Linked DNA regions of Mus musculus: region 2 is linked to region 1. Evidence: chromatin loops called from intact Hi-C (ENCODE). Cell type or tissue: left cerebral cortex. All regions are shown on one strand. Links, peaks and the distances in the headings refer to the core of each region. The heading gives the core; the rest is flanking DNA.

Region 1 (12,088 bases), core at 1,979-9,978:
CGGGCCACATTTGGCCTGTGCTCAGTGTGAGGGGCTCAGTGGGACTGCTTGAACTTCATGGTATTGCAATCTCATGGGCATGGAGCCTTGATGGTCACCTACTCCGACTCCTTTGGGCCCTTTCAAGACACCTTGCATAATAGATCCTGAGACACACTGGTGACACACAAGGTATACTATATGCAACGTGAGGCAGAACAAATGGCCCATAGTGAGACTACTTGCATAGGCAGTAACAGGGTAGGGAGGGTCCTAATCCAGTATGCTTGGTGGCTAGACTAGACCTGCCGGGAAGAGTGTGTAGAGAGGAGAAAGACATCGGGGTGTGGCTCCAATCCTGTAACTAAAACTTGGCAATGACCTGGTCTGGAAGGTGGGTCTGGTGCCTTTGAGGGCACACCCCTGCTGATAATGTCAAAGACAGACTCCAGAACTGTTAGAGAGGATGATTCTGCTACTTAAATCCTGAGGTCAGGAAGCCTGTGAATGACGATGCTGGACTTGCCTGTCACAGAGAGCAGTTCTCATTGGAGAGGTTGTCTGTTAGTCCCACTCATTCCTGTGCAGGGAAGAATAGCCTTCAGGCAGAGTTGGTGAGACTGCCTTTAGCCCAATGTTGGAAGCTTCTTCCTGGGCTGTGGGCTACCTCTGCAGCAAGCAAGCTCTCGAGAGCTGATTTACACAGATCTCATGACCTGGCCCCCCAGAGCTATCATGAAACAGCAAGATGGCCTGGGTCATTCATGGCTCTGGGAGGCTACAGGCCAACCAGGGCAAGCCTTACCCTTAACCCTGGGAGCTCACAAGTGGGACATAGTTCCAGAACTCTGCATCGTTTGTGAAGCTTTGGGAGGGGGGGGATCCTTTAAAGGCACCCACCGAGTCTTTGTGTGCTGGGGTAGGCTGCAAACAAGTTATTCTGAGCCAGCACAGGCTGTGCTGTTAGCAGTAATAGTATTTTACTGCTGGTATCCTGGAGAAATGTTGGGTTGGGGGAGAAGAGCAGAGATGAGTTTAAAAATAGAAAGCTGTAATTAGCCAAGCATGGGTTTGTTCTTGAAGGCATCAATTACTACGGCAACCACACACCCCAGATTCTGCAGGGCAGGCTCCGTGAGTGGATCCTGACTTTTTACAGGAATTAGGCTCTGCTGAGTGTCTAATGGGATTTAACATTGCACAGGTCTGTGTTGCCACTGACACATTAATTCACAGTCGCAAACAAACTCCATGTCATGTCATGACTCTGCCTTTTTGTTATGGAAAAAAAAAAGTCATCCTGGTCTGATGCCCTGGGCTGTGGTCCTGTCCTGTGGTTGAGAACCAATTATGAAGAATTAGGAAGGTGTTTGTCAAATGCAGGGCTCTGGAAGTCTAAGGTGGGAGTCCCACCTAAGTTTTTGGCTTAACGTTTTGTGGGATACAGAGCCAAGGAGCTAGCTTTCCAGTTTCTGCTGTACTGGGCACAGACCATCTTCCAGAGGGCTGCCCGGCACAGACATGTAATCTGCTCTTTCTTCTGTCAGGCATGCAGGTGCCCGCTGGGTATGTGCTTAAAGGGACACATCAGAGTCTGGGGGACCAGAGAGAAGGAGCATTCCTGTTAGGGACAGAGGGTGCTGCTGCTGTAAGCCATAAACTCAAGGACACATATGGGGCTGGGAAAGTTATTTTCCATTTCCTGCAGATGACAGAGAGGCCAAGAGTCTAGGCGTCAAGGACTGGGAGAAGGTGGGGGAGCCCCCCTGCAATGGTGGGGGAGCCCCCTGCAATGGTGGGGGAGCCCCCCTGCAATGGTGGGGGAGCCCCCCTGCAATGGTGGGGGAGCCCCCTGCAATGGTGGGGGAGCCCCCCTGCAATGGTGGGGGAGCCCCCCTGCAATGGTGGGGGAGCCCCCTGCAATGGTGGATGGTCACTTTATCAATAGAAATCTATATTTCCCTCACTTTTAGTCTTGCTGTAAATACCTGCTAGAAAGGGACATTTGATCTAGGTCACAGTTCTCAACCTGTGGGTCACCTTTGGGGTTGAATGACCCTTTCATAGGGGTCTCCAAGACCATCAGAAAACAGATATTTACATCCCGATTCATAACAGTAGCAAAACTGCAGTTATAAAGTAGCAATGAAAATAACTTTATGATTGGGGGTCTCCACAACGCAAGGGACTATATTACAGGGTTGTAGCATTGAGAAGGTTGAGAACCACTGATCTAGGGAATTAAAAACAATTATTAAAAATTTTATAACAATATATTTTGATTATATTCTTTCCTCTCCCCCAACATTTCCCAGATCCTTCCCACCTCCCTACCTAACCAACCGTACATTTTCTCTTCCTGTAAAAACAACCCCACCTAAGTAAAACAATATACAAAAAAAAAAAGTAAAAACAATAAAAAGAAAAGAAACCCCAAATCACCAAACAACGAAACTAAACCCACAAAACATGGAGGTCTGTTTTGTGTTGACCAAGTACTCCTAGGCACAGGGCCTGCCCTGGAGTGTTGTTGATGTGGCCAGTGTCACTCCTTTGAGGACCTCTCACTTGCAATAACTTCTTGGTCAGGGGCGGGGCTTTCGGTTCACTTCCCCTCTTAGTGCTGGGACCTGGTCTGGCCTGACTCAGTGCAGGGCTTCCAGGAGCTGTATTGTCTGAGTTCACCCGTGCTGGTTCCTGGGAGTCAGCCTCTCACTCTTACAGTAATTCTGTCTTTTCTTCTGGTAGATTTCTGGGTTTTGAGGAAGGGGTCCGATGAAGATATCCCAGTTAGGGCAGAGTGCGTTAGGGAGGTCTCTCACCCTCTGCACATTGCCCAGGGGTATTTTGTCACCATCTGCTGCAAGAGGGAGATTCTCTGATGAGGGTTGAGTGATGCTCTGACCTGAGTCACAGCTGGTGTGACAGCTGTCTGGTCCAGGGACTTTTTTTTTCTTTTTTCTTTTTCTTTTTGGTTTTTTGAGACAGAGTTTCTCTGTGCAGTCCTGGCTGTCCTGGAACTCACTCTGTAGACCAGGCTAGCCTCGACCTCAGAAATCCACCTGTCTCACCTCCCAAGTGCTGGGATTACAGGCGTGCGCCACCACTGCCCGGCTAGGTCCAGGGACTTTTGTTGGAAATAAGAGCTAAAATAACGATGGACACATGGAGTCTACAAGGAAGGCTGACCTGACCTGACTTAACTCCTTGCCTCCCAAGCATCCCATGGTTCAGCAGTTAAGAGTGCTGCCTTCTAGCCTTCAGACGACTGGCTTGTACATTGGCCCGACGTCCACTCAGCTTCGGGAGGCAGTATCTTCAGACACTAATGTTTGGGGGTCTGAAAGTATGTTCTGTGGGCACCAGTACCCACAGCTGCAGAAGCCCGTGAAGCACAGAATTCCAGCCTCTTCTGACGAAGATTTCAGAGTGGAGGAATGTAGGGAATCTGCATTTGTTACCATACGTAACTCCTTGATTTTCTTGTGCAGCATCTTAACAAGTGGAGCTGAGCTCTGAGCACCCCTACCCTGCAGTCCCTAAATGGGGAGTATTATTTTCAGAGCTCTGAGGCGATGCGTCTGAATTCCTTTGGTCTGAGTGGCATGGCCATGTGTGTCTTTATAAGGCCAGGGCCCTGCCAAAAGATAACCACAGGTGGATCCAAACGGCTCGTGCTGCTTCTAAAGATAGCAATGTCAAATCCTGCCGATGACTCTGTAGGCTCAAATGTGTTCTCAGCTGCACAGCCTTATATAGAGAGGCGAGGCCCCAGGACGGATCTGTGGACACACGCTATAAAGCACCCCCCCCCCTGCTTTCAGAACTCTGACACGTCGTTCTCAGCAGCTGAAGCCATGTGCTGTGACTATCTTTGGAGCCTCCCCAGCCCTGTTTAGTGCACAGCTGAACTGTAACTGTTGCAAACATCTGGAGTGGATGAGATGGGAAAGGAGACCCGCAGTGATTGTGGATTCTGGGGAAGATGGACCAGTGGTGGTGTGGTAGATAGGTTGGGTGAGTCATGCTGGACAAACACCTTATCATGCTCAAATGTTATGTTCTCCAGGCTGCTGTCCTCTCTTCTATTTTAATCAGAGCACTCTTGCCTTTCTGATGTAAATGTATCCATGTTAGAGTTCAGCTCTCAAGTGGCTGCCAAAGGCTCAGAAGTTAAGGCTTTAGCACGAGCGTGGGACATGGGCGAGGGGCTCTGGTACTTTCAGGAGGCGAGGGCTGCTGGAAGGTCTGTGATCCTTTTGGAACTCCCGCTCAGAGCCCACTGGCTGTGCCTCTGATAGGGACCTGCTGTCTTTTGGGAAAGGCACAGACAGCATAGCGCTCGGGCTATGCTGGGAAGTGGGTGGGAGAGGAGAGGAGCAAGAGAAAGGTAAGGTCAGGAACCAAGAGAAAGCTTATCAGCTCCCGGACTCTAGAATCACCTGGGAGATGGGTCTCTGCGTACACCTGTGGGGCACTCTTGATGGTGCTCAGTGAAGTGAGCAGAGCCCACGCCTTCATTGTGGGCGAGACCATTCCCTAGGCAGAGGATCTTGGACTGTATTAGACGGAGAACACCACCAAATATTCCTCCTCCTGTTTCATGACTGTGGGTGCCCTGTGACCAGATGCTTCAAGCTCTTGCCACTGTGGCTCCCGCTTATGGGTTCCCCTTGACCTGAGCTGCGGGGAGAGCAAACACTGACCTGTACAAAAAATACTCATACATCACAAGGAGAGGGCTGACTTCAAGCCAGGTGCACTCAACGCTCTGAAGCGACACTTGCTGAGCGCCTCAGAAGAGTCAGGGAAAGCCTGCTCGGGCTTCATCTTCCCTCTTCCAAGCCCAGTGGGTGCAAGGGTGCACGCTCTCAACGAAGGGCCCAGTAACAGCGCCCAGTCAGGCACAAGGAGGGGGTTCAACTGGTGTCACCTGGACAGGGGACCAAGTATACTGTTCACTCCTAACAAGTGCTGAAGAGCACACGGCAGACCCATCTCCTTTGACCTCAAGGTCACTTAGTAGGACCAGGGAGGAAGGTGCAGGTGAGGCGATAGCACGGGTCTGAGATGCTTGCTCTAGGCGTGGGCGGGGCAAAGCTCTCATCTTTCTGAGCATCAGGTCTCAACCCTCCTGGGCTGTGGTTGCAAAACACACTGTGCCATGGGCCACCCCAGCCAGATATGGGGGTCCCCGGAACGAGGGTCTTCGAAGGCTAGATGGGTAAGGATTTGGCGGCGACCAACAGAAACATACACAGAGGCAGTTTGAATCTGAGTGTATTTTTTAGCTCTCAAGCAAGGATTTTTATGCATAATGAAATAAGTATTACAACTCTTAGAAGATGTGTTTAGTGGGGCAATCACGGATTGGACAGATAACATCATTGTTATTTGGCACAGCAAAGCACAAAATCATCCGAGGCTAATGGCATATTTCCAAGAGCGGGTTAATACATTTTATGGTCAGTTATTATTTAACATCTAGTACCTGATTTTTTTTTTTTTTGTGAATCTTCAAGGTGTGAATTTTAAATTCTATTTTAATTCTTTTTTATTTAAGTCTTTCTTTACCATATACCAAAGCCCACTTCTGACAACACACACGTAGCCACGTGAAATTTTGTTGTTGGGAAAGTTTTGAATCTATCATAATACTATTTTGTAATTTTGTAAATGATTTATGTTTTCTGGGAGATAAGGTCATGGCTAGTGACCCCATCTCAAGGGATGGTTTCTTATCCAGTTTCTCGATTAAAATCTCATCCTAGGCTATCAGGAGCATCTTGTAAATAAGAAAGGAATAGAAGAAGATAAAACAGATAAATTGCCATGAGAACTACGGCTCAATATTTTGCTCCGGCCAAGAATTCCACAACTGGTTCCAGGAAGCCTCCTTCTTTTGAAGCTTTAGCCTCAGTTTGTGGAACTTGTCACACAGATTCTACTGGGGTTGGTGTGGCAACAATGTAAGTTGTTGGGCGATGAGATCCCAGGGGCTAGGCACAGGCAGACTCAAACCCTAAGAGACTGTCTGATCCTGTTCCCATGACAACCGTCCGCAGCTCACATTGGCTGGCGCTCTGATTGGCAGTCTTGGTGGCAGAGTGCTCGCAATGCAGGGCGGGTGCAGGTCTCCTTCCTGGGATGTCCGCAATTGTCTCCGCTCAGGCCTCCCTGCAAAAGTCTTCAAGGCCGTGTTCCCTTGGGAATGCTGATGGGACTTGAGTGGCCTCAGGGCTTCCAGAATGGACCTATGGGGACGCCCTAGTGTCTTTTCTAGGAAAGCTGCTGTTTCTTTCCCGGAAGAAGGTGGCGGGCTGATGCTGCCCTGGTTCCTGCGTGAGTGCGTACGCGTGTCTGGGAAGTCACGTGTACATCTTAACGTCACACTTGCCGAATTAGGGATTCCTACCAGCCTCCTCCTAGAGTCAGCTTGTTGCGTCAGGAGTCCAGAAGGTCGCTCGCTTGGAAAAAGACTCTCTGCCTAGAGGGCGCTGGGAAACGGAGGAGGGTGTGGGTCATCAGCAAAAGGTGCACCCGCTCCTGCCTGCCATGCCCATGTTTCAGCCCCTTTGGGCTGTTTCATCTTTCACTCCGTAGGACAGAGATTGAAGAGGTTTCAACCCTGATCTTTTTGATCATCAAAATTCAGACATTCTCCCTAGCCCAGCCTTACCGTTTATCTAGTTAGAGCAATGAGATACAAGAAGCTTTGCTGTAGGGATCCACCTGTCCTGGATTTGTAGTCAGAGCGCACTTGGTGGATGCAGAAGGGAAACCGGCTCAGGACAAGCGTGGGCGCTCACCACAGAGCAAGGGTTGCTTCCTGTGCGTTCTGACTCCTGGTGTTACATCCCTCCTTTACGCTTGCTGACATCGCCTGTTGTCCTGTGGGTATTCCGAGCTTAGCAGCTCCCACGTTGCTTGTCTCTGAGTGCACCACAACACACACACACACACACACACACACACACACACACACACACACACACACACACCATGTGCGCGTGCGTGAGCGCGGCGCGGATCCAGCGTAGGCTGTCTGAGGCACTCCCTCTCATAGCCAATGTTGGCTAAATTCCATCCATCTTCCCCTTTAGGATGTTTTTATTTTCTGTGCCTTTCCAGCCCATGTCAGCGTGACACTCAGGTCTTCGCTGCAGTCAGCAATTACCTCTCTCTGCTCACCAGTGAGCTAACTTCTGGCTTTCTGGGTATATCTGCCAGTGATAAGACCTGCCCTTCCATTTACTGGTCTTGTTTCCTCTGTCTCTATATCTACGATATCTACGTCCTCTGCCCACGTGCTCACTTGAGGAAACTCAAGTGAAGCACTATATATATATATATATATATATATATATATATATATATATATATACACACACACACATATATACATGCATGCATACATACATACATATATACATACACACATGTACACTATATACATACACACATATATATATAGACACACACATCCTTCATATCCTGTATATATACATGTGTGTGTATATATATACACACACACACGTACACATATATACATACATATATACACACACATATATACATATATATACATATATATATATGGCCATATATGTGTGTATGTATCCTTCATATATATATACACACATGTACACATATATATACATACATATATATACACACATGTACACACATATATACATACATATATATACATATATAAATATATACATATATATAAGGCCATATATGTGTGTGTATCCTTCGTATATGTATACACACACACACATCCTTCATATCCTGTATATATATGTGTGTGTATATATATATGTATGTGTATATATATCCTTCATGCACACACACACACACACACACATATAACCAGATGCAACTTTCATGGATCTGTCTTCACCCTCCCTCCACCTAATTCAAGACAGGCTCTCTCTACCCTTGCTGCCCTCACCTTCTAGAGCACGGGTCAACCTGTGGGTTTCAACTCCCTTGGTGGTCACATATCCGATGTCCTGCATATCAGATATTTACATTACAGTGAGATTCATAACAGTAGCAAGATTATAGTTATGAAGTAGCAATGAGATAATCTTCTGGTTGGAGCCACTACAATGGGAGGAATTGTATTAAAGTTAGGAAGATTGAGGACCGCTGTGCTAGAGACTCCCCTATTTGCCTCTTACTCCCAGCAGTGGTACTGGGGTGCAGATGCCTCCTTTGCTCCAGGCTCCACAATCTCCCATGAGATTGTGAGATCTGAACTCGGGCTGGCAGGCCCACCTCACAAGCATGTTACCCATTGCTCTATCTCCCGGTCCAGGATGGAGCTTTGATTCCTGCCTCTGGTCCCTGGCTTTCCCATGCAGACCCAGTTCATCCAAATGACAAGCAGTCTTCTGATATGCCTAAAAAGTTTTTTAACATGCTTATTTTAACTAGCTCTATTTACATATAGTAAAATTCATCAATTTTAGTGTTTGATGGTTTAATAAATGCATATACCTATGTACCTATTACCTGAACTGACACATAGAATATCCTATCAGCTGTCCCTTGTCTCTCAGGGATCCCTTGGGACTTTTATCTATTTAACTTTCTTTGCCCCTGAATCCAGAAATGAGTATGATTCTGTCAGTGCAGTGAATTTCTGCTGTAGGTTAAGATAAATAAGGCCATGTAGTATTCCTCTTCTTTTTGTTAAAAAATTCTTTTAATGAAAAACTATTTTATTTTATGTATATGGGTGTTTCTCGTGCATGTATGTCTGTGCACTGTGCAGGGCGAGGGTATCAGATCCCCTGGAGCTAGGTTTCCTGATGATTGTAAGATGCTGTGTGGGCAATGGGAATCAACCCTGGGTCCTCTTAACCTAGGAGCCATCTATCTCTCCAGCCTTAAGGGTTATTTTTATTTTTATAGCATGTGTGTGTACATGTCTGATGAGTGTATTGCACACGTGTGCAGGAGCCCACGTGTTGAGAGCTTTTGGTGCTTCTTTTAGGGATTTGGCATCTGTCACTGGGCTTAGACAAGAATAAGAATATCAGAAAAAGCCAGGCGTGGTGGCGCATGCCTTTAATCCCAGCACTTGGGAGGCAGAGGCAGGCAGATTTCTGAGTTCGAGGCCAGCCTGGTCTACAGAGTGAGTGCCAGGACAGCCAGGGCAATACAGAGAAACCCTGTCTTGAAAAACCAATAAATAAATAAATAAAAATAAAAAATAATCAAAGAACATAGGTATTAATTTGAGACTGGTGGGAGGCACGGGAGGGGCTCCAGGGGTGGAGGAGGGAAAGGAGGGGGAAACCCTGTCTCGAAAAAACCAAAACCAACCAACCAAACAAAAAGAATATCAGAAGCAGTGACCTTGGGGCTTTGTTTACTACTTCACTTAATTATTACCTTGTGTGTGATCCTTTTGCTTGCTACTTTACTTAATTACTGTTAGCTCTGTCTAAGCTCTGTCCCACAGTTACCTGGCAACAGCAGGTGTGCCTGATTCACTATAAAAGGGGCTGCTTGCCCCCTCCTCTGCTCTCTCTTGCTCTTGCCTTCCTGCTCCTGCTTTGTCCTCTCATCCCCTCCCCCTTCTCTCCATGTGTGTATGGGTGGCCTCCCCTCCCCCTCCCCCTCCCCCTCTCCCCCTCTCTCCTTCTACTATCCGTGAATCCTAGCACTTGGGCAGCAGAGGCAGGCAGGTCTTTGTGAGTTCTAAGTCAACCTGGCCTACATAGTAAGTTCTAGGATGTAGCTACAAACCCTTTGATCTAATGGTGAGCTGACCGCAAATACACTGGTACAATATTGGCACAAAAGTTATGCAAGTAACCAACTACTACTTGATTTGATTTAAGACCACTCCATGGGGTGGATCCTATGCCCAACACTAGCCTGAGACGAGATATGCCATGGACCTAGGAGAAAACAAAATACAACTGTTTTGCTAAACATTTTAGTAGTAAAATGGCTCCGAATGACATCCTGCGGTATAGATCTCTGATTGCAAAGCCGTGATCAGAGTGGCTTCCTTCTGCAGTAGATGGGAACAAATGAAAAGACCCACACAGCAGGACAATGTGCAGAGAGCGAGAGACCTTGGAGCGCTCAGCTATAAATGGGATGTCTCCATCAAACTCCTCAGTGCTTAGGGAGGAGGCTGGAAGACTGTAAGAGTCAGAGGGGGTGGCAGATACCAAGTACACAAGGCCTTCAAACAGCCCAACGGATGCCCATATGAGCCTACAAACCCTATGGTGACATGCTTAGGACCTGCACAGGTCTAAGCCAAATGAGGTGCCAGTGCTGGGTGGGGGAGGGTCACAAGTCCCCACTCCTAACCCAGAAGCTGTCTCCAGTCGACAATCTCCAACAGTCAAGGTATACAAACCACACTCTGGGCAGATGCAGAGCAATGGATGCCAACACAAAACAAAGTCAGTGGCCAGTGGGATTCTGGAGGGTTTTTGACTCATAATGATTTGTCTGGACTTTTTAAAAAATATATACCTTCTAGGTCCTTTGCTTCTATATTATGGTTTCCAATTGTATGTGTGTGTGTGTGTTTTTAAAAGATCTATCTATCTATCTATCTATCTACCTATCTATTATGTATACAGCGTTCTACCTGAATGTATGCCTACAGACCAGAAGAGGGCATCAGATCCCATTACAGATGGTTGTGAACCACCCACCATGTGGTTGCTGGGAATTAAACTCAGGACCTCTTAACCTCTGAGCCATCTCTCCAGCCCCCAATTCTGTGTTTTTATGAGATTTCTGTGTGTGCATGTGTGTGTATCTTTGCATCTTTATGTGCTTTTGTTCTGCTTTTTCTTTGGCTCTTTTTGGTTGGTTGTTTTATTCTATTTTGGTTTATTTGTTATTTGCCTGTTTGCTTGAGAGGAAGTGGGGAAGATCTGGGAGAATGCAGGGGAGGAAAACTCTGATTAGAATATAGTGTATGAAAAATCTATTTTAAATAAAAATGAATTCTTTTTGAGACTGGATCTCTCTATGTAGACCAGGCTGGCTTGGAACTCAGACATCCTCCTGCCTCTGCCTCCCAAATGCTGGGATTAAAGGTGTGCACCACCACACCCAGCTAAATTTCTTTTTAAAAAGAGGGTGCATCAAATTAAAAATCCTCTACATGGGGGGACATGTAATATGAGCAAAGTACATAGAAAACCACATATGAACATGCTATCGTGAGGCGTAGCACTGTGTACAATGAATATACATGCTAATTAAAAATGAGAGTGGGCTGGGAACTGACCCAGTGGGTAAAGCACTTGCCGCCCAGGTTTGATTCCCAGCAACCCACAGCCATCTGTAACTCTCATTCCGGAGGATCCTGCTCCCCCTTCTGCCTGCTGTGGGTACTGCACATGTATGGTATATGGACTACAAGCAGGCAAACACTCAAGAGAGAGGAAAAGCATGCATCCCTCACAGTCCTAGAGGCAGCCCTCTCCCACGGTCCTGTAAAACACGGTCTTAGTCAGGGTTTCTATTCCTGCACAAACATCAGGACCAAGAAGCAAGTTGGGGAGGAAAGGGTTTATTCGGCTTACACTTCCACATTGCTGTTCATCACCACAGGAAGTCAGGACTGGAACTCAAGCAGGTCAGGCAGCAGGAACTGATGCAGAGGCCATGGAGGGATGTTCCTTACTGGCTTGCTTCCCCTGGCTTGCTCAGCCTGCTCTCTTATAGAACCTAGGACTACCAGCCCAGGGATGGCACCACCACCATGACCTCCCCTCTTGATCACAAAATGAGAAAATGCCCCACAGCTGGATCTCTTGGAGGCATTTCCTCAACTGAAGCTCCTTTCTCAGTGATAACTCCAGCGGTGTCAAGTTGACACACAAAGCCAGCCAGTCCAGTCACCTTAGTAATTCTCTGGTTCCACATCGGCTGGACTTGGGTGCAGTCCTCTCTTTGGTTTATCGTGATTGTTCTCTCTGGGATGAAGAGACATTTGTTCGTGTCTCCTCGGGAAAATTCACAGGACAGGTTCTCCTTCCTCCTGCAGGATCCCTGGTACCTACACCAGGTGCTCAGGAGAATTCCTTGTGAAAAATCTAAGGCCTTAGCGTCA
Region 2 (12,088 bases), core at 2,173-10,172, 270 kb after region 1:
AACTGCTCTCAGGCTCCACTCAGCAGCCACTGCATGGGGATCTTTTCATGCACGTATGTCCCTGCCAGTCCTTTTGTTAAGATCTGACACCAGAAATGGTATCTCTGTGGCTAAGGATTGGACCCTGTGGGGGAGGAGACTTAGCTAAAATTTGTTCAGTAGACATATCATCATTTCATAGTTTGTGGTCCTGGATCAAAGCTGAGTAGCGGAGAGGAAAGGGTTAAGGACCTCTGCCCAACCTGGATGAATCTGCATAGAGGTGAATCAAATCAAACCATGTGGATAAAACTCAGCATTCACTTTCTGTACAGCAGTTAGTAAAGTCGGTAGATAGTCTTCCTGAATTTTTAACAGTGTACCAATTCAAATGGCTATTTGAACACTGATCACTGAGTAAAGTAATTCTCTGGAGGTTTAAATAACTATATATTAATAAGCAGATGCATATAATTGGTTTGGGGTGTGACTGGATGGAGGCTATAGATTAGGACACATTTAAAGATATCAAAGGCATGTAATGTTACCATTAATTAATGCTGCTGAATGATATCAATCAGGTGCATATTTTAGGCAGTGTAAGGATAAACCTTGAATCCCATTAGCCTATTAAGTGCGATTGCCATGACCCCTTCTGTAATGGATCCTAGTTATTTCTAGAAGCAACTGTTCATCATTATTCAAAATATATTTTATACCAAATGGCTGTGTGCTGTTTTGCTAGATTCTCAAATACTTCAACTGCCACGAATGGAAATGGCAGCTAGCATGGAGCTCCTAAGGCTTTGGAAGCATTCTGATCCGTTCTCAGCGTAGCAGCCAATTCCTACTTTCCTGTTAATACAAATTTCATAGTTTGGTAAAACTCTAGGATGAATTAATTCTCTTTTGGCACTTACGTGACAATTATTACAAACCGAGGAGATCACAGGTACGAACCCATTAAGTTCTAAATCTGAATTAATATTCCACCAGGCGTAAAGTTCTCATACAAACTATCACAAATGTGATTTAGAAAGAATGATCCTTCGGAGGAAAACAAAACCTGCCTCTTTCTGCTCTCCTTCCCCTTCTCCTCCTCCTCGCCTCTTCCTTGGCCTGCTCTCCTTTCCAGCCCACATGTTACTTCTGTTGTATTTGAGTGAGGGTGAGGTTTTGTTCTGATCTGGCTTAGGCCGAGCTTCCCTTTGTGCTGGTTCCCATCAGCACGGAATCCTGGAAGGCAGACTCGTTTTTTTTCTATTTGTAAACATCGGGGGATGGTGCTAAGGTTCGATTAGGGTTTATTCACATGTTTTAATAGCCAATGGGCCTTCCTGCTGTTTATTCTAAAGCTGCTTTTCCATTTATAAACACTCTGTAAATTAGAAAGGGTTTGTAAGAGGGAGAGAGGTAAAGAGGGAGAGAGGTAAAGAGGGAGAGATGTAAAGAGAGAGAGAGCGAGAGAGGGAGAGAGGGACAGAGGGACAGAGGGACAGAGGGACAGGACAACACATTTGCCTAGCTCAAAGGAAACCATCTATGTGAGTCCTACAGACCCAGTAAAGACTTGGGCCATAGACACAAATGTGCTGCTTGCTGATGTCTCAGAGATATGAAGCTAAGGCATCTGTGTAATTTTTGAAAATTATGAGAATGAGAATGAGACCTGCGTGCAGGGACAGATCTTATGGAGTTGCTCTCCTTAACTCATCTTATGTGCAATGGGTAAACCGTTGATCTGGAGTGTGCTGTCGACCCCAGAAGGCACAATGGCACTTTACTCAGTGATAAGCCACCAGGAAGGAAGCAAGTTGTAGTTTGGAAAATTAGGACCGAATCTATAAGCATGGAATCCTCTGTGACTAAAGGCTATTAGGTGAGAAATCAATTGATTACCACACAGAATCCACTGGAACTAAAGATAGAGCAGTTTCCTAATCTTGCTTCTAGATAGCCTTCTCTTCTAAAGTTTATGAGAGAATCTGAACTTTAAATCCCACAGACAGGCCACTTTATCCAACAGCCTCTGCTGCTGCATGCCTCTAATCTCCACTTTCCTTCTGTTGGTAACAGCAGATGGATCAAAGCCAGAGTACAGCTTGTTTAAGTCCCAAAATATTCTACACATCACTTCTATTTCAGATAGCAAGCCGTATAAATTAAAACATGGACAAACTTGTCAACAGCCATCAGGATTCAAAATTCAAAAGCCAGTATAATCCCTCACCCCCTTCCCCGTGTTCAGAACACACAGCTCTAACTTCACCAGCTAGAGACGAGTTAAAAATCTAACAGCTATATACATATTGCTTTAACCACGTCCCAAACACTCTGCATGCATGCTCTTTAGGAAACATCAACATGTCCACTGTGTTGGAAAGCCCAGTTTTATACCACGTTACAAGTCAGTACCAACTTAAGATCTCACACACAGATGTGTCCTCAAGAGAGGATTTCCTTAGAAGTGCTGCTGACATTCGACTCCCTAAACCTTGTTGATTCCGTACTAATTGAAACCTGCACCCACTGCATCCGGATGCCACCGCTCAAGGCTTTTTACTTGATATGCAGTAGCTGGCACTGTGTTTAATCAGCTAAAACTGACGGGGGCCATGGCCTGTGAAGGAAAAAAAAAAAAGCAAAGCAAACCAATGTCTAGCAAGGTAAGGTGGAGTGGATCCTGGTACTCACCTGAATCAATGTCCAGATGAACTTGAATGCTAAGACTCCCCCAGCACAGGTTCTCCTTTGTTTATATTACTGGGAAGGATTCCTCCCCCCTCACTGTGTCTGCAATCGTGGAAGCCAGTTACCGTGCTCATAAGCTGACTAGAGGAGCTCACAGCCGGCTTCTGCCTCCCTAACTCTTGCTCCTCATGGTGCTGAGGACCCAGCCAAGTCTGGATGAAGGGCAAACTGTTTCTCTACTCTCTTGGATCTTGGGACCCTAGGCAGGAGTTGGTTGGCTGGTCTCTTACTGGTCAGGATGCTATCATGGCACTTTCCCAAAATCTATGTCCAAAAGAAAGTTACAGAAGGGTGTGAGAGAGGCAGGAGCCTGTGAACGTTTTCTGTGAGTCAGATACTTGGTTCAAATTCAACTGTTTTCCTCGGGATCTGATCTCACTCGAGCACACGTGTGTGTGTGTGTGTGTGTGTGTGTGTGTGTGTGTGTGTGTGTGTCACACACGCGCTTGTGCGTGCGTGTTTCCTTTCCTCGAGGAGGGATATTTTCTATGTTCTCAGGTCAGCTTTGATCTTTTGCGGTTTCAGTGTTTATTTTGAGCAGTTACTCTGATGCACCATCATGCATGAAATGGTTGATTTGCTAACTCCTGTGTGCCACATAATTCCATGGATAATCTGACACCCGAATTCAGCACGAACAGGGAATTTGATAGATAGAGATTGCCTTCCCAAGACCACAAGATCTAGAGTTTGCTAGGGGCAGCCATCCTATCAGGGACATGAACTCGCTGCACCTTGCTCTGGCCTTGGTGCTGAAACCAGAACCTGCTCAGAATGGCATCTACGGAAACTTTGCCATGTTGGAGGAGAGCCTGACAGGATATAAGTGCCCTCTCGTGGATCACTCTTAGGGAGCTGGACCCAGCTGATACCCTAGGATACCCTTAGGGCACACGGTGGGCATTTTTTTGCCTGGAGCCAAGAAAGTTTTGTCCAACGGTTTTTCCTGTCGCTGGAGCTGCTATGTCTCCTCCCACCTGGGTCGCCATGGAGACTCAGCGCCTTCCTTCTCCAGGCAAAATGGGCGAAGCTTAGTTAGCTCAGCCCTGATTGTAGCAAGCCCACTTTCTCGGACATTGTCCTTCTCCATTTTTATTTATTTATTTATTTTTTACCAAAAGAAAGCTAGCCAGGGCATTAGTGCTTGAACGGAAGTGCATAGCACACGGTACCTGAGAGCTCCCCAGGACCCGGAGACTTTGGAGAAAGCAGTTGGGAGCACACTGAAGCTATAATGAATTGCAAACTCCCAGACACTGGAGGGTTCCCCCCTCTCAGTCCTCTCCTTTTGGGGGAAGTAGAGGTGAAGAAGGGGTTGTTTGGAAAATTCTGTTATTTCCTTTTCAATAAGCTCAGGTTGTTTCTGTGACCTTTTCTATGTAGATCTGTTCCCCCTCTAATATTCTCTCCATATTGAACCCTGTATATATACCTGTGGATCCACCCAGGGCTTATTAGGCGTGGGGAATAAGAATACCATTTCAGTTAAAAAACTAACCCAAGCTTAACGTCTTGATACAAATGAACACATATCCAGAGAGAAGCTAAGTTAGCAGATTCATCTAGCCCCTAAATGCCATAAACACTTCGTGTGACCCTGGTGTTCCCTGCTTTCAGTTAGTTTACTTAGTCCTTGTCTTTCATCAGCACGGCACATCTCGGGTTTACTGATGAAGACTATGAGAAGTCCTCCCCTGTCTCAGGTTCATTTCGCCCTTCTGCTCACTTTTCCTCCTTCGCATCCTCTCCTCTTTATGCCCAAACAGAACAAGGCTACCGCTTTCCACCAAGACAATGGGCTTTTCCTAACTCTCCCTGCCTACCCCACCAGCCGCCCCTGCCTGCGGGATCATCTGTATGTTTGATCTTCACTAGAGGTGCTGGAGCAAGGTCCACAGTAACTGACCCATTCTCTAGCGCCCAGGGCAGGCAGACCCCTCCTCCCGCCACCCACCCAGGCGAGTTTTTAAGCAGCTAATGAAAACCCTATGAGACACATTTCCTTTTGGTTATGTAACCAAAGGCAGCTTTTCCTGCCTCTGGTGGACTTCAGCATCATGTCTCCGCTGAGTAGGGAATGCAAGCAGCCACAGTGGGGCTGGGGACCTGGCAGCCAGGACCCGAAGGCTCGAGGATCCTAGGACACGGAACATCTGTCTGGGATCCATGCCAGCTCCTCGCTTTCAGCAACTCAAACGCACTGCTTACCTTGTAGTGGACAGGGTAGGTTCACTCCATCCTGATCGCCTCTCTCGGAACGGAGCAAGATTCAATAATTCACTCCACGGTGAATGGCGAGGGAAGAAAATACAAGAAAAGGAGGAAACAGACCAACTGGAAGCAGATGGTCCAATTTCACATCAGCCCCGGCAGGCTTTCAGGAGACTCCATTCTGCTGCTAGCGGTTGGGTCCAGCTCCTGCTCCAGCTCCGACTCGCCGGTTCCCGCGGATCCCCACCCTCGGCCCGCCCAACCTCTCCAGCCAGGTGCTGCCGTCTGGTGACTGGCTCCCTCTGGCTGGAGGGCTGGGCGCTGGGGCCACCGCGGGGCAGAGGAGTGCGCGTGTGGGCAGGGACTGAGGAGGAAGCCCGGTTGCGAGGAAACTGGGGGACAGCCTTGAGTGGCAGAGGGAATAAATCCTCGTTTAGGAGCAAAGTGATAGACCTTGCAGGGAGACGTCATGAAAGCCGCAGATTCAACGAATGCTACTCGGTTCCAGCCCCACGGGCTGAGCCGCGCTGTCAGCGCACGAAGCGACGCGTCTCTGGATAAAAGCGGGCGCAGCGCCGCGCGCTGGAGAACCGAGGCGACACAGTGATCAGCTTCGCGGCGAGGCGGAAGAGATGGAGCCGGACCCTAGCTGCCCACCCTTCGCCCAGCCTCTTGTTCTTTTTAACCTGCAGTGGACTCAGGCGCTAAAACAGGGGAGCGCCACCGAGAAATAGGGGTTTCTAGTGCTGGGCGTGAGGAGTCTTTGGGTCTTAGATGCACAGGAACCTTCCATTCCCTCATGTCACTTAAGTCCTAAACTTGAGGATCAGTTTATGCCTACTTGTTATAGCTTCTCTTTTAGCTTTGACGAAAATTGAAAAGTGGGGTTTCTTCACTGCCATCCATTGGGCTGAAATAGATCACACGTGGCCAGCACAGCCCAGAGAGGCCTTAGCCAGCAAGAGGGGCCTGAGGGTGGGGGTGAGGGGGGGGGCCTGCAGCCCAAGACTTTGCTCACACAGATCTAAGAGCAAGTCTGTGCTGTGCTTTCTCTATCCTATCCACCACTCCAGGGACGTAGTGCCAGCTGCTGCCCCCACCCCTACTTTGGTTAAGCTTTCTGAGCTTTCTGAGTATAATCTCAACTGCCTGTAAACACACACACCCCTCGGACAGCCACCTAGTTTGGATTTAACCTGCTTTTGCATGGTTCTTTCAGGGGGCATCCCACAGTACAACCTGACTTTCTTTTACGGTCATTTTGCAAGCAGTAGCTCATTTCCAAAGCCTTCTCGCATCTAGCTTCCACCCAAGTACAGACCTGTTTATGCATTTTTAACCCAAGGAGAAATAGTTTCGCAAGGGTCTGTAAAAGTAATTGACACCACTGGCTGATAATTCTATAATGGCCCTATTAACCACGGGGTATTCTGTTTACTTCACAGCTCAAGAAGGTGACCCTTTCTGATGAAGGGATTCATCGAGATCTGCTCTTAGCAGTGAATGATATTTTATTCTAAACTCGCGCTCTAAAAGTAGGTGTGCATGCATGTTCATGCATGCGTGTGTTGTGTGTGTGTGTGTGTGTGTGTGTGTGTGTGTGTGTGTACCCACAGAGTATAGAAGAAAGCATCATATTACCCAAAGCATGAGTTACAGGGAATTATAAGCTGGGTAGTGTGGGTGCTGGAGTAGAATCTGGGTCCTCTGTAAGAGCAATGCAGGCCCTTAAGCTCTAAGTCATCTCAGCCCCTATTTGTATCTTTTAATGTCTCTCAGGAAGACTGTCTGCTTTCTGAGCCAACTTTGCTACAGAAAGGTGTTTACCTCAGTTTGCATCAACAGCTGGGCCCTCCTTACCCACACAGGCTACGAGTTTGTATTTGTTGATGATTTTCCCCGAGGGACTGTGATCTCAGTTGCTCGTGCCTCAGCTTTTGTGTGGCATTCAGAGGCATTACTATGCACAACATGTGATCTTATGCTACATAAGTCTGCTGGGCTTAGCAATTGTGTCAGAAATGAAGACAAAGCAAGGCCCTGGCAGAACAATGCCCTAGGGGCCTAGGGGTGTTAGCCCTGGAACATTAGATCAGTTCTCAGCACTACTGTGTAAAGAGTGCTTTATTTAATCTGCAAAGTGGGCATGGCTAGTATATATTTCCATCAGAATTTCCAAAGTGTCTTTCTCACAGGGCACTTGAAATTAGACAGTGGAGATATGTTCTATCTCCATTAACCCCCCAGAACCCCCAGCATGAAACTGCAGCTAGGGTTGTGTGTGGTCCTCTGAGCTTCAAGAATAGTACACAACTGTGCTTTGAATGGGACAGGTCACATTTAATTGGCATGGGGTTCTGTGAGGCCATCTGAATTCATCTATTCCCTGGAGCTCGGACAATGAGATCTGCCTGAGTGTATCAGTTGTGCTCAGGGGCTGCAGGATGCTGCCCCTCAGAGCCCTCAGGGACCCACCTCTCAAACTCCTGAAGCACATTGCACTTGCATGTCTGCAATGTCTCATGCCTGTCCTACAGTGTCAAATGCAGGCCAGGCAAGGAGCCAGGAGGATTTCCTCCTAGAGGTAGAGCTGTGCTCCGAAGCTGACATTGGCCCTGGCTTTTAGGATTAATTAATTATACAGGTGAGCCTGATCCCTCCATATATCAATTCTTAATAGAGGCCTATTAGCCAGTAAAATCGACGGAATGAATGATCTCTGCGGGGCACCATTTGTTTTGGCCTATCCTTTTCCTCACCACGGACTGGGTCAATTTACAGCTCAGGCTGTCTTCCTGGTGCATATGCAGACCAGCCTTGCCCTGAACTGGTGTGCAGGGGTTTTCTGGCTGCTTGGTCAGGGCTTGTTACCAACTTAAAACCTTGGGTTCCCATGGAAACACAGTTCTTCTGCTCCTGACAACTCCCCTACAAGTAAAATCGACGTCCAAACTTAACTCCTAATAGTCAGGGGTGATAGATGAGCTGTAAATTTCGGTTTGTGGTGATTAAAGCATTTTGATTTATTTATCCTAGGGACTGGAGTTAAGGGCTCAGTGGTTAAGGGCATAAATACTCTTCCAGAAGACCTACCCACATGGCAGTATCGATAACTCTGGCTCCAGGGGACACGATACCCTCTTCTGGCTTTCTCAGGCAACAGACATGCAAATAGTGTACAGACATACGTGCAAGCACAACACCAAACATGTACAATAAATTAGAAAGTTTTTTTTTTTTTTTTTTTTTTTGAGGCAGGGTTTCTCTGTGTAGCCCTGGCTGTCCTGGAACTCACTTTGTAGAAAAGGCTGGCCTTGAACTCAGAAATCCGTCCGCCTCTGCCTCCCGAGTGCTGGGATTAAAGGTGTGCGCCTCCATGCCCAGCTAGAAAGTTATTCTTTTCTACAGTTCTGCTTCGAAAAGACTGGATGACTCCGTCGGGTTTGTTAGAGGGAATAGTGGAGCTTCTTTTCCCAAGCCTGTCTGTGCACTGGAAGATGATTCTTAAGGCATTTCCAGGTGTAAATCAGGAAGGGTCTTCTGCTAAGTCAGGTACATCAGCTGCCTACTCTGTTTTAGGGCTCACCTTAGGCACGTTCACCCCCAGCTATTCAGTCATGGCTTCTTATTCCTTCTGGCACACTTTGATTTTCTACACCACTTCCTTGTGTCGGAACAATACTCACTGTCTTAGCTGATATTAAATTAGATTCATTTGTAAGTATTTTGACGTCCTTTTTCTTTTTTCTTTCTTTTTTTTTTTTTTAGTTTAGTTCCATGACTTTGTAAATGAGTATAATCCAGAGACTCCTTTGATCGTCGCCTCTTTCTCATAATGATGTGTTATTAGCCTCACTCTTCAGCAGGTAGAGATCCTTTTTAATCACGCTGTTCCCCCAAGAATTCATTAAAATACAATTAAAAAGTTATAATAGCTTCAAATACATTTCAAAAAGACCACCGGAGGGTGAGGGTTAGATGAACAGTTGTGTAAAGGAAGCCTATTCGTCTCCCGCACCTCTTTGGAGAAGTCGTTCCAATGAACATGGCATTTTCTCAAGGACGAAAATAAACAAACTGAATGTGTGAGATGCTCTTTCCTTGGTTGATCATTGATGAGATGATCCAGTTCTTTGTTTTTCTTTTTTCCTGACTCCACTAACGGCAAGGCTGAGCTGGAGAGAATGATGTCAAAATCTCCTCTCGGAGTCATCACCACGAAGGAAACAACCATCCACAGAGGACCTTGTCTGCTCTCAGAAGTGGTGTTTGCCTGGGACCCCCAAGTGTCTGAGTCTCTTCAGGAGTGTGTTCCCCTGCCTGCTATGCCTTCTTCAGTGAAGTCAACAAGATACAGCCCTAGCTACCCAAAGGCATGCCAAGTGATGGCTCCGTCCTGCATTGTGTATGAGACTCAGACATGAAGCTAGCACATTGAATCTTCACTAGAGATATTCCTAAAGGACCCTCTCCCTCTCCCTCTCCCTCTCCCTCTCCCTCTCCCTCTCCCTCTCCCTCTCCCTCTCCCTCTCCCTCTCCCTCTCCCTCTCCCTCTCCCTCTCCCTCTCCCTCTGCTCCTCTCTCTCTCTCTCTCTTCCTCCCCCCACCCCCATCTCTCAATCTCCTTCTGCATCTGACAGAATACTGTTTGAAATGGTCTTCTAGGATCTAGGTCAACAAGTCCTGCTTTGGAGGGAGTTCTGGCATGTCATGTCTACTGCAAGTGTGTGTGTGTGTGCATTACCGACTCCCTGTGTTATTGTGACTATTGTGTGTGCTATGCACATCTACATATGTGTGGGCGGGGAACTAGAACAATCCGCACACAGTAAGTGATGGAGTAGATATGTAGATGTTTAGAAGGTAGAATGAGCTGAACATCCAAGGCCAAGAATAGCTGCCCAGTAATGAGTAATGAAGTAATCAGTGATGTCCTGCTTGTAGGTTCTTTCGTCTAGCTCCTTCCTCATTCCAGAGTGTGCTATATTTTAGTTAATTTTAAGAACCACAAGTAAGAATGGAGGGACAGACCGAGGTTACCCAGGAAGATGTCCTGCAATCAGAGTTTGGTGTACTATATCCCAATAAATGCCATCTGTCCATAACAAGCAAGTTCTGTGAGATTTCAATGCAGTCTCACCCTTTCCCCCTTAGTAAGATTGGAGGAAACGTCTTGCAAACTCTGATTGGTGAGCAAGCTTGATTTCAGAATCAAATGTCATGGTAGAAGGATGCTGTGCCCACAACAGGCAGCTCACAGCCACCTGGAATTCTAGCTCTGAGAGATCTGATGCATGCACACCAGGAGGCCATTTTTTTTTTTTTTTGTAGTTTTCCCTGAACTTTGGAGGGGGTAATAGAAGTCGCATTTTGGGTCAAATACTCCGTGTCATTTGGGATAATGGTATCCTGTATTAGTACTTATTTATAATGAAATCACAACAAACACAATAGCTTTAAAAAAATACCCATTTGTTTAGCACATAGCAGAAGTCTAACAATTCACGCCTGAGTTCTCTACTTAGGAGACCCACACTAAGATCAGCAAGACAGACAGTAGGCTCTTGTCGGTGCTTCTGGGGAAGAAGACACCTCGAAGTTCATTTCCACTGTTGCTAGAATTCAACTGCCTGCCTTTGTATAACCAAGGTCCCTGTGGTCCTCCAATGGAGGTGTTCCCCGAAACCCCATCTGCACCCATCACTGTATGGACTCCCTGTCTGTGAGGCAGAGGTGGTACATGGAACCTTCCCCACAGTTCATTTCTCTAACTTCTCCCTCGGAACCAGCGAGGACTCTCCTTGTGTATCAGGCTTATGTGGTTAGGTGAGGTCCACCCTCGGGTCATTTATTTATTTCATGGTCAACAGACTTTGACACCCAAATCATGCCTGAAAACCCCTTCACAGTGGTGCCTGGAGTAATGCTTGGCTTGAGAACAAATAGAAGTGTTATTTGATATTGAATTTAATAACGAATTCGGTGTCATAAATATTGGGGCATCTTACAATTCTGCCTACTACTTTACTATCTAAGGGCATTTCGTTTTTGAGACAAGGTCTCATAAGCTCAGCTCCAACTCCATATGTAGTCAAGGATGACCTTGATGGACCCTCCTACCTTCTCTCTCTCTCTCTCTCTCTCTCTCTCTCTCTCTCTCTCTCTCTCTCAAAGATTTATTTATTTAATTTATTTTATGTATAAGAGTACACTGTAGCTCTACTGATGGCTGTGAGCCATCATGTGCTTGCTAGGAGTGAAGGTTGCTTGCTACAGTCAGTCTCACTTGCTCCAGCCTAAAGATATACTTATTATTATATCTAAGTACACTGTAGCTGTCTCCAGACACCCCAGAAGAGGGCATCAGATCCCATTACAGATGGTTGTGAGCCACCATGTGGTTGCTGGGATTTGAACTCAGGACCTTTGGAAGAGCAGCCAGTGCTCTTAACCACTGAGCCATCTCTCCAGCCCCTTCCTGCCTTCTCATCCAGAATGACAGGATTATCAGCATGCACTCTGATGTCTATTGAATGATAGCAGAGAGAGAACAATGTGTCAATAGTGAGGTTTGTGTGAGAATCTAAGACACATGTTATTACTGATGGAGCAACAGGCCTGTAATGGCTGCACCTTTCTCCTGACCCTCAGCAAATCTAATTTTACCAAGACCAGAGGTGATTAGAATAAACACAAGTTATTTAATTTATGTGGGCTTTCGGTGTAGACTGTGGTTTCCAGCTGGATTTTGTCACATGATTTCACAGCCATATTCTTCACATCTGTAGCTGGTCCTTTGGTTTGGAGGGGAGAAGGGTGTTCTTCACTACACAAGCCAATGCATAAATTTGACAGTAGGAGCTGTTTGGTTGTTCAACAAATTGAAAAACTGCCATACATATTAACTTGGTAATCAGAAAACAATGAACTCTAGTAGAACAATGTGGGGGGATTCTGAAGGTTTGGGGGTGTTTTGGGTTCATGCAATAACAGAAGCAACTAGATCTTTCATTGCTCGTGATAGATTAGCTTTTAAACAGGTGCATTGTTACTCAATAGTACAGCTTTGCTTTGTTAGGCATTATACCAAACATGGAGGAGTGTGGTACCCCTGATTTTTTAAAACTTAGCTTAAGATTTTTGTTTT

Evidence for each region. Peaks named below come from ENCODE experiments on the same cell type or tissue, not always from the same donor. Only the 100,000 strongest peaks of a DNase experiment are listed, where the experiment ranks them.
Region 2: a loop joins it to region 1, with 4 times the contacts of the local background. A loop is called at or near these places in 2 of 42 quality-filtered maps.

What each region holds. Positions count from the first base shown.
Region 1 is chr16:94,718,085-94,730,172 of GRCm38, forward strand. It overlaps Gm41507 (a long non-coding RNA gene), which reads right to left and starts at 7,060. Exons shown (of 2, transcript XR_876285.2): 1 at 6,659-7,060; 2 at 5,244-6,476. In left cerebral cortex, for the core only: a CTCF peak has its summit at 6,280; DNase peaks (open chromatin) are centred at 3,928, 6,084, 6,334, 6,827 and 2 more places; H3K4me3 peaks cover 1,548 bases; H3K27ac peaks cover 1,145 bases.
Region 2 is chr16:94,992,249-95,004,336 of GRCm38, forward strand. Kcnj6 (potassium inwardly-rectifying channel, subfamily J, member 6) reads right to left here and starts at 5,448. Exons shown (of 4, transcript NM_010606.2): 1 at 4,939-5,448. It overlaps Gm31407 (a long non-coding RNA gene), which reads left to right and starts at 5,980. Exons shown (of 2, transcript XR_385080.4): 1 at 5,980-6,476; 2 at 8,710-9,030. In left cerebral cortex, for the core only: a CTCF peak has its summit at 5,521; DNase peaks (open chromatin) are centred at 2,178, 2,930, 3,709, 4,770 and 1 more place; H3K4me3 peaks cover 3,815 bases; H3K27ac peaks cover 3,265 bases.